Regions from separate parts of the Homo sapiens genome. Here region 1 is linked to region 2. A link is an interaction called in ENCODE POLR2A ChIA-PET data of the cell type or tissue named here. Cell type or tissue: PC-9. All regions are shown on one strand. Each heading gives the region's core, and the rest is flanking DNA. Links, peaks and the distances in the headings are about the cores only.

Region 1 (5,393 bases), core at 270-5,269, 130 kb after region 2:
GAAATGGAGTCTTGCTCTGCTGCCCAGGCTGGAGTGCAGTGGCACCATCTTGGCTCACTGCAACCTCCGCCTCCCGGGTTCAAGGGATTCTCCTGCCTCAGCCTCCCAAGTAGCTGGGACTACACGTGCGCACCACCATGCCCAGCTAATTTTTGTATTTTTAGTAAAGACAGGGTTTCACCATGTTGGCCAGGATGCTCTTGATCTCTTTACCTCATGATCTGCCTGCCTCGGCCTCCCAAAGTGCTGGGATTACAGGTGTGAGCCACCGTGCCCAGCCTCAGGTAGTTCTTTATTGCAGTGTGAGAAAGGAATAATACACTTCCCTCTTTCCCTTTTTTCTCCTATAGATATTAGATTATTATAATGTGATAATATCTTTGCTAGGTACTAAAAATATGAAGATAAGTAAGATATGCTCCTTATTCTGATGGAGCCTATATTTAGTAGTAGACAATTAAACAGACCAACATTTAAAAATAAGTTCACTGAGGACCATAAAAAATGATGCTCAGGATGGTTGCTAATGAGGCAAACAACGAAGAAAATATTCTGGAAGAGAAGACCCCAGATCTGAGTCTTAAAGGATAGTTAAGAGTTATTCAAGAGAGGCGACATTGACAAATGCCGTGTGTATGCAATGTGTACGAAGAGCCAGCAATGTGTACAAAGCCAAGAAGCAAGAGAAAACATAGCTGTGGAAGATGATGGTGATCATGGTGAGAACTGCTGTTGACCCAATAACACAGAAAAAAATATTGTGCACGCTTTTCAATATAGTAAAACTTTCTTTATACAGTAGAAGGTAGACCTTTGAGCATTAGTATGGCCCCTCACACTGCCCATGGAACAAAAGCTACTGAGCTTCCATGTACAATCTGGCATGGTACTCGCTATATATATGTGTGTGTGTGTATATATATATACATATATATATATACACACACACACACATATACACATACATATATATACATATATACACATATATATACATATATATATATACACACACACATATATATATATATGACATTGACAACTGAATTTTGGCCATATCTCCATGAGAAACTAGGGAGACACTAGAGTGTTGTAATTATTTACGTAAATGTTTATATTGTAGATGTCCTTGCTACTTCCTATTTGCTAATTTAGTAGAAAGCCTAAGTGAAGATAATCCTAAACAAAAATCTGAGTTCTAGTCAGTCTTTGAATGCCAACCAACCTATTTGGTCTGGCCTAGCTTAATGGCATACTCTAGGAAATGAAAAAAGTACAGAATGGCTACAGCATGGGGAGTGGTAGAAATTAAAGAAGTATGCAGGGGCAAGAGGATGACAGCACTTATACATTTTAGTGAGTAGGTCTTTACCTTGGAGGCAGTGGGAAAGCCATAAAAATTTTTTGAGAGATGTAATATGACCAGATTTGCATTTTAAAACAATCAATAATGATACTGTAAGAAGGGATTCAATAAGGAAAGACTAGTCAGAAGGCTGCTCTAATGATACAGGTGAGAGATGATGACCTGAATGTCTGTGAAAGTTGAGAGACATGGGAACACATGGTAGACATACAGTCAGTAGTGTGGGAAGGGAAGGGGAGACGGAAAGGGAGGCATTCAGAAACACTCCAGGGTTTCTGGCTGGGCAACTGCATGAATAATGATTTCATTCTCTGAGACAGAAGACAGGATGGGAGCAGGTTTTGGAGAGAAGATGATGAGTTAAGTTTGGAGGATATATTTGAGGGGACACAGGATATGTCAAACAGATAACTCTATTAGCCAAATCTGGATATGTATTGAAAAGTAGAAAACCAAAGGAATGAAGGTACCTTGTAAATATGAAATATCAAGTATGAAAACGAGGCTGATGGGAGGGATAAGAAAATACAATCTTGGCCGGGAGCGGTGGCTCACGCCTGTAATCCCAGCACTTTGGGAGGCCGAGGGGGGTGTATCATGAGGTCAGGAGATCGAGACCATCCTGGCTTACAAGTGAAACCCCGTCTCTACTAAAAATACAAAAAATTAGCTGGGCGTGGTAGCGGGCGCCTGTAGTCCCAGCTACTGGCGAGGCTGAGGCAGGAGAATGGCGTGAACCCCGGGAGGCGGAGCTTGCAGTGAGCCGAGAGCCCGCGCCACTGCACTCCAGCCTGGACAACAGAGCGAGACTCCGTCTCAAAAACAAAACAAAACAAAACAAAACAACAACAAAAGAAAGAAAATACAACCTTAAAACATGAGCTTTAAAAACGTAAGGAACAGGAAAGCATGGTGAGATGTAAACTGAAGCAGCGTGTGATGCAGAATTCTGAAAATGAAGGGTATTAAAAACCCAATTGTTACCATGAACAAATCTCTTTTCTACAAATGTTTCTCATGAAATGAGAGTACTCCCTTTACTCCCCTTTTTTGTCTTTTGTTTTGTTTTTGGTTAGAAAGGAATGTGGTATTTTGAGCTATAGTGTCTGCTGGAAATTTTGTTTAACAAAATGTAGTAACTGGACACCTCAACCTTCTGAGAATTAAATAAAACAAAAAGTCTGCTCCAAATACAGCAGAGACATAGCTCACCTCAGGCGCTTGGCAAAAGGACATGGGGAATGTGATGTAAGCATTTCTTTCTCTACAAAAATGCATCTAAGGAGAGTATGAAAAGTTTGTCTCAACACAGTTGACATGTAATCACTGTGACTTCAAACCAAACGTGTTAATCTGGAAAAAGCAGTACTGGCAGATTTCTTTTTTCTTCATTAAGCAATGACCTAGCACAGAACAATGCATTGCTTATGGCAATCTTTGAAATCACAAGTAAACTTTAAAAACACTGCCTACAATGGAAATGCACGTGCCCTAGATCAGGGTTCACACAAACACATCCAGTAAGCATATGGACCATGCTTTCCATTCTTTACTGCATAATTTATTAAAAAATCTATAGAGAGAAATCTATTATTCTACTGCATCCAATGTGTTATGTGTGTGTTAATTTATATTAGCTAGGGCAAAAAGGCTATGTGTCATATTTAACACACATATTTCTTATTTGCCATTTAGCACATACACAAAGACTCATGCATACAAACACGATAACACACAATAACTGAGTAATGCTTTCTTTAAAGTGCTGAACTTTCATAGATTGGTAGCATTCTCTAAGAGTTCACACAAAAAGTAAGATGGATACATTGGAAGTATAACTCTAGGACAATCAAGTAAAAATAAATATCAAATCCCACTTTGAGATATAAAAGCATATAACTCGTATGTCACTGTTATCTTTCCTTCCAGCTGCTGAATATATAGATATTATTTCTGTTTTGTCATGTTACATAGAATAAGCTTCTCTGAGTTTCTCCCAAAAATCTACTTACAGAAAAGCAATTACTAGAGATTCTGTAGGAGTGAGATAGAAGTGGGTGAGGGTTCCTAAATGCTTTTATCTACTTGAACTACCACGTTATACCTAAAGTAAGAGCAATACATTCACTAACTTTAAATGCGTCCTCCCCTCCCTTTTTATTCCACAAGAAAATACAGAGTTTAAGATTAGTTCAACTTCACATGACTGTGATGCACAAATTCTTTAAGTGTAAGGAGTCTATGCATTTTACAGTAACTTATTTTATGATTGGGAGATGAGACAGTTATACATTCAACTGCCATTATTTTTATTAAGTGCTTTCATTTTCTTTACAGTTATTACAAAATTGTATTTATTTTATACAGATGGGTTTTCATTTTCCTGATGCTGTAATGTTTACTTCAGCTTGTTGACCTTTCTTTGTGTTATCTGCATGTTGTAACGTGTGATAAGAATGAATGTAAAGGCTGTGGCAACTGTAATTAATTTTTGTAAAGGGCTGGTCACACGTGGATCTGGTTTATGAATGTATTTGGGATGATTTTAGTAACCAGATCACCTTTTCAGAAATTTAGATGTGAACACCAAAAGATGCATTTTCTCAACAAAAATTAATAGCTGGTTCTATTTTTTTAAACCTAGAAAAAATAAAGTTGATTTTTTTCAAAAAAAAAAAAGATTAGTTCAACTTTATACCAAGAAATAATAGTAGAGCTACTTGTTGAAATACCACCTCCTAGTGGTAAGGTCATCTTATTTGTTTTATAAAGCACTGGGGTATAGCATATTTGGCCACTGTGCTATTTTTCACAATTTAAAATTACAGTTGGATAAATGGCCCAGTAAGTTTTAGTTTGATAGTATTTTCAAAAAGGTATTTCATTAATGTTTATTTGACTTACAAACTTAATTCCCCTTATTAATAAAATAGCAATCAATATTTCCTATGTGCAGTTAGTAGCAGTGCTTAGATTAAAAACAAAACTTTAAGAGGAATAAGTTCTAGTGTTCTATACCACTGTAGGATAACTATAGTTAACAATAGTATATTATATAGTTTGAAATAGCTGGAAGGAACATATTAAATGTTCGTAACACAAAGAAAAATGTTCGAAATGATAGATATGCTAATTACCTTGGTCAGATCACTGTACATTATATGAATGGAAACATTATTATGTATCTCATGAATAGGTACCATTGTTATTTATAAATTTAAAATAAAATTAAAAACAAAAACAAAACTTACTAGAAATCTTTGTTGTTGTACCCCAAAAGTCCTAGAAACCTACATACAAATATGTGAGAGTGACAGCTATCTTGTAGACACAATAAGATGATTATTTAATAACCTGATAGTTTGGAGTTACTAAATCAACACTTTTCATTCAGTAAAGCAGCAAGGAGACAACCTTTCATTATATACTTTGGCAGAGATAATCCAAAATCAGATAATCAAAATAATTTTTATTTGGTTGTAGAATGTTGTAGTACATAAAGCAAAATGTGTCTGCAGGATACTCCAAATTTACCAACTTCAAACAAAATAATGCACAGTGAAGAATTAGAAAATTATCAACCTTACTCAATACATGGAAGTATTCCTTAATCTTCATCATTTTCATTAAACAAAATAATATTTTGGATGAGTTCAACATTTCTATCCTATGCTTTATGTTTAGTGCCTTCCCTGAATTGGAAAAAATGAGGTGTTTTATTTAAATTTAACACTGGTCTAAGGGAGATATAGAATTAAACTAAACAAGAATCGGTTATCACAACCTCACAACATATATCAAAGTATTGAGATTGTTGGTTTACTGACTGTCACTTTTCACTGGATATTAAATATCCTGAGGGCTACAACTGTATTTTTTAACCTGTCCCAGTACCTCAACAAAATTTTCACTGAATGTATGAATAAATTATGTTAACAAAAAGTTAACAATAAAAGTATAATGAAGATCCCTTTAATTAATTTTAAAATCTGAAAGGAAAACTGGAGTCACAAAACATATGTTCAAA
Region 2 (5,393 bases), core at 300-5,299:
TATACTTCCTACTCTAGTCCCTATTGGGGATACTGACTGTGAGCCATCTCACAAAGGTAGGAACGCTATTAGGCCATCACTATTAGGCGTTTTGGTTTACAGGACTCTATTCTCCTTTCCTCAAAACTCGTTTCCTCAAAACTTTGACAAGATGGAACTTCCTTGCTGAGCTAATCTGTTGTGTTGGTTGTAGCATTTTATCTTATGCCTTATTACTCACTGTCAGAGCTCAGTGATGAAATGATAGAAAACTTGAGTCATTTTAGTGATGGGGACAGACTATCAGCTATAAAAGTACTGACGCATGTGTCCTAGAGAAATTGAAACAGGCTTATTGCTTTTTTTTTTCTTTTCCCCTCTGTAAAATGTCTTAGTTTGGCATAAGTGAAACATTATAGACCAGGATTTCTTAAATGTTAGCATGCTGCGTGCATCAAAATCACCTGGAGAATTTATTCAAACACATACTTCGTGCTCCAGCCAGAGTTTGTGACTCATTAGGTCTGGGCTGGGAGACACGGATTTGCATTCCTAAACTTCCAGGTAAAGCTAATGCTTCTGGTCCGGGGACCTCACCTTGGGAGCCCCAGTTGGTCACCTTATGTGAGACCAAAACTATTTCTAGTTTAAGTAGAAATCTTGTAGTTCTTGGTATTTCTGAAAACCACTTTCAAGAATGCTATGACTTTATATTTAGATGACCAATGGGACTTTAAAACAACTAGATTTAAGATCCCCCATGTATCTAGTACCTATATTTCTAAAAATAGGAATGGTCTCATGGTATGCTGTAATGACAGTAATGAGCATTAACTGAGGCTCCAAAGCTCTGTATGTCACTGTGCTAGCACTTAGCATACATCATATGTAATTCCTACAACAGTATAGCTTCTTAGAAATTATAGTTAATATGAATGGGAAAACTAAGCTCTCAGAGGTTACAGGTGACACGGTGGTTTCTCTGCAACTGGGATTTGAGCCCACACATCTCTCTGCTCCCAAACTTACATTAATTATTTCTTGATGAACTGAGTGGGTATTTGTTATTCCTAGGGTTTGAGAGTTGCCATCACTTAACAGGTATGGATATTCAAGACCAATCTTATGGAGGCTGATTATTTGTTAAATAATTTATGAAAGTGCACTAACTCTGAAATTATAATGTACCCCACTGTGTATACACAGGTATCAGCTACAAGTACAGAGGTCTGCAGACAGGCTTTCCTTCATTAGGAGAAACTGGAGGAAGCAGGAACACAGTTGATTATGCTCTTTAAAATAAAAAAAATCAAAAAGCAATTTCATTTTCATATTAAATTTTTCAGATATATAAGGTACAACACAATATGGAATGAAAGTTGAAGAAATGTGCCTAACTAGAATGTGATCATTCACATTTCAACCATTACCAGCCAGTGCTACTGCAAGAAGACCAAGTCTGCTTTCTTTCCCCTCCTTGAGCACTTTTGAGTTATCCCCTGTGCTTTTTGATTACAGACAAGTCCCAGATCTTTATCCTGTTTATGGCACCTCCAGGAGCCCTGCATGAAATTTCCTCCACTGCTTCCTCTCCTGTCCCTCTTTCCAGAAGGCTTCTGAAGGTTTCATTTTGTTGCCCGTTCAGTCTCAAGTAGTCCCCATCACTGACTCAAGTTTTCTATCATTTCATCACTGAGCTCTGATAGTGAGTAATGAGGCATAAGACAAGATACTACAACCAACACAACAGTTTAGCTCAGGAAAGAAGTTGCATCTTGTCAAAGTTTTGAGGGAAGGAGAATAGAGTCCTGTAAACTAAAATCCCAGTGATGGCCTAATAGTGTTTCTACCTTTGTGAGATGTCACACAGCCAGTATCCTTGACAGCTCATCCTCTTCTGAAGGAGAGCTGTTTACCCATCTCTTGGGAAGGTTCAAACTTTTTTTTTTTTTTCCTATTCTGCAATCTCTCCTTTTCAAGGTCAGACACAGAGGGAGAAGAATGAGACCTGGTCAAAAACATCTCTTTCCTCCTGACTTCTCACCCTTGATCATTTTCTTCCAGTTAAGAAAGTTACCTTTCTAGCTCACTGAACACATTCAATGGCTTCCCCCCTTCCTCCTTGAACAACAATTACAGCAAGCATAGAACCAGTTCACTTCATGCCAATTTTGTGACTCAAAAAGGGCACTCTTCTTATTTTTGTTACTTCGAAAATATTTGAGTCTGTGGGAAATGTCTTGGAGGACTTGCTTTTATTATTTCCTTGCACATGGCATTCTCAGTGCCTAGCCTCCTCTCACATTTAGGTGACCATTAGGGTCCATGCACAGTCTGTAACAACAACACTTCATAGCTGCCTTTTCTCTTTCCTGACTTCCATTAAGCAGAGTTATTTAAATTGTTTAGTTTTGTTTCTAACCATAAGAAAATACAGTCATGAAGGCAAAAGTGCTCATGATTCTTGGCTGTGCTCCCCTCCAGTCAGTGGCAGAGAACATCCATAGTCCCCCAACTCCCACTCAGGCTCCCAGCTGAGGTGAGCAAACATACCTGATCATGGTGGAAAATCCAAAAACAGGGACAAAAAAGCATTCCTGACCCAGGAGCAGAGTCTTCATGGTGTTACTGATCACTCACATCACCCCTCCAGCCTGTGCCCTGCTGGGCTCTGGGTCTGAATCTTCACAACTTTATGTCTTGGCTCTCAACACTGTGTCTCAGGGCTTGGTCTGGTCAATCTTTGCCTATAGTTCAAGTCATAAACTGGTTACCACATAACCTTCCTTTTACCCCAAATGTTGCATAAGATGAAGATGAAACTATGCATGTGGTCATAACCTGGCACCCACAAGTGAGGTTCATGTCAGTGAAACTTTTGAAGAATGAGAAAGTGGTTGCGTAGGGCAGTGGGTAGCAGGTAAGGCAGTAGCACCAATGACTTCCGTAAACAAATAGCAAATTCCATCCTTCCAGGCTTGGCAAATAGCAATCTCATTCTTTTTTCCTTAGGTAAACATTTAAAAGTAAAATATCTGGAACCAGACACTGGACAAAGAGACATTTGTTTTCTTTTTCTTTTTAAAAATAATCAAATAAGAAAAATTATTAACAGAAAAGAGATTGAGCATAAATGCCCAATATCATAAAAAAGATTTGTACTTAATACACATCTAAAATAAAGTTAAAGTGTCCTAAAAACATTTAGCATTTCAAACTAAGATATTTGCAGGAAGTGTAAGAAACTAACAAACAGTTTTTTTTTTTAATCCTCTAATGCAAAATTCCTTTTGTTGTTTGCTCGTAAGATCAAATTGCCCCTTTTTGGCACAGATGGGATGATATTTTAAACTGAACTGAATCAAATAAAAGATGCTGGTGGTTTCTTCCTCTTTAGGGTGTAGACCAGCCAAGGCCCTGCCAGGCCTTGGGTCTTCCCAGTGTCACCTAGCGTCATTTCCTGACCACGGAGCAGGCACTATGAAGGGACACAGTATTACTTTGATATCTTTGTTTCAGAGCTTCCAGGGCACAAGCTTTCATTTGAGTTTCTGGTTGGCAAGTTCCCAGAAATATGATCTTTTAGCCAATATAACCAACCTCAATGTTGTCCCAAAGGATTCTAAAATAGATGTTAGCCAATCAGGTTTGTAACTAGTACAAGTTTCCCACCAACCCTTCTTCTTGAACCGTAGCTCTTTCTGGAAAGCAAGCAATTACTACTGAGAAATTATTTGTTTCAAACCCATGAGCAGAGTGCAGAAACAGTATTTTGAATAGGATGCCAGTCTTCTGATGTTTGTTCAATCATTAACATACTACGTTTTCTGGATTGAATAGCTGAAGTTTACCTAGAAAGACGGGGAAGAGGATTTTGAACCAGAAACACAGATTAGAGAATTTGACTGATTGTTTAATTTTTCAGATGACATTCAGAAAGTTTAGGATTATTAAATCTGGCCTGAGCTAAAGTTTTTCTTTCAGTATCTGGGAGGAAACGTTTTGCTAAGCAAATTAAGAGTATAATAAAATTATATAGTCCATTTTAACCTATTAAAAAGAATAAGGTAAAACTATCTTCTTTTTATGTTTTATTTCTATAGATCATTGCTTTGTTTTATAGTGAAAACAATTTTATTTCACATAGTGATTCGTGTAACTTTTTTATATGATAGCAAGAGAATGAAAGAGTATGTTTAGAGATACTCGAAATTGAGTGGCAGAAGATTTTGTTTCAACATCTCACTTCTTGATCTAGCTCCATATTTTAAAATTAATTTTTGTTATATTCAGTCAGTATTGATATAATTATATTATGATTGTAGGTAATTTGATGAAAAATAGCATCAAATCTAATAGGACTAGGAATGACTACATTACAGCATATTATGTCTTTGAATCAGCAGTACTATATCAAACTACTTTTTCTTTACATTAATTACTGTCTTCTTTTCACAGTCCAGCTGAAATAATTTCCTTTTTGGGAAGCCAAAAGGCGAAGCAGAATTGTTTCTCAATTTAAGCAGCAGGACATTTCATATTCAAGGTGTAAGATGTGAGGAGAGAACCAGGTGAGATGGGCCAGAAATGTGGCAGCAGGTAAGAGCCAAGCAGCTCAGCAACAAGACAGCAAGAACCTCCTGTGTCTGGAAGAGGTCACTCCAGCTGGTACCCACTACTGAGACAAGGGTAAGGTTTTTCTTGAGTCTGACTCAGCCAAGAAGACCCAACAAACAAATATTGGTGAAGCACAGGATACTCATATGATTTATTGCCCAAATGCGCACACCTTTGGTTCTGAAAGAAGATGCCATTAGTATTGATGCTAAGACACAAGGTATACACCAAGCCTACTTCAGGCAATGTCGGACTTCCAGTCACCCAGGTAGGATCCAGACAGAGCTATACAGTTTCCACATCAGAAAAACTTCGAGCAGAGAAAATCATTTACCAGCATTTTCATTTACAGGTCAGGTGGTTAAGGTGTGGGCTGTGAAGGGGACTTTCTCAAAGGCCGATGGCAAGTTACTGGCAGAATTGGGACTAGAACTGGAATTTTCTGCTCCCAGCTCAGTGTTTTTCTATTGTACCACATATTTGCATAGTGTTTTTATTCTTTTCAAAGCATGATCACAACCTCACGTAGCCCCAAGTTTCTGTAGGCCACAGCATTCAGGAATATAAACTAAGGTCGTAACAATAACAAACAGTATTTTCCTGGTTCCTTCTCTACTTGTGATTTCAAAAATTCCAGTTTTACTTTAAATTCCTATTAAACAATTCCTAGGAGTCTCCTGGAGTCAGCTCATGTTTGTTCATGAATAAAATCCTCCCTCCACTATGTGGAATCCATCTTTCCCCTCCACACCCTCACCCTAGGGCAGCATAAACACCATGTGCTGGTCTGGAGTCAG

The links. ChIA-PET counts read pairs that join two places held together with the same protein. Peaks named below come from ENCODE experiments on the same cell type or tissue, not always from the same donor. Only the 100,000 strongest peaks of a DNase experiment are listed, where the experiment ranks them.
Region 1: POLR2A ChIA-PET joins it to region 2 with 9 read pairs; 2 of 35 experiments call an interaction of 5 or more read pairs at or near these places.

What each region holds. Positions count from the first base shown.
Region 1 is chr13:43,893,355-43,898,747 of GRCh38, reverse strand. LACC1 (laccase domain containing 1) reads right to left here. Exons shown (of 7, transcript NM_153218.4): 7 at 4,816-5,393. Among named protein-coding and RNA genes, the nearest start is that of LACC1, 16 kb to the right of the region's middle. In PC-9, for the core only: a CTCF peak has its summit at 4,134 (motif pointing left); a DNase peak (open chromatin) is centred at 2,707.
Region 2 is chr13:44,019,808-44,025,200 of GRCh38, reverse strand. NRAD1 (non-coding RNA in the aldehyde dehydrogenase 1A pathway) reads right to left here and starts at 2,866. Exons shown (of 3, transcript NR_026955.1): 1 at 2,533-2,866. In PC-9, for the core only: no CTCF peak of the experiment used is centred there; DNase peaks (open chromatin) are centred at 2,160 and 2,860; H3K4me3 peaks cover 833 bases; H3K27ac peaks cover 2,021 bases.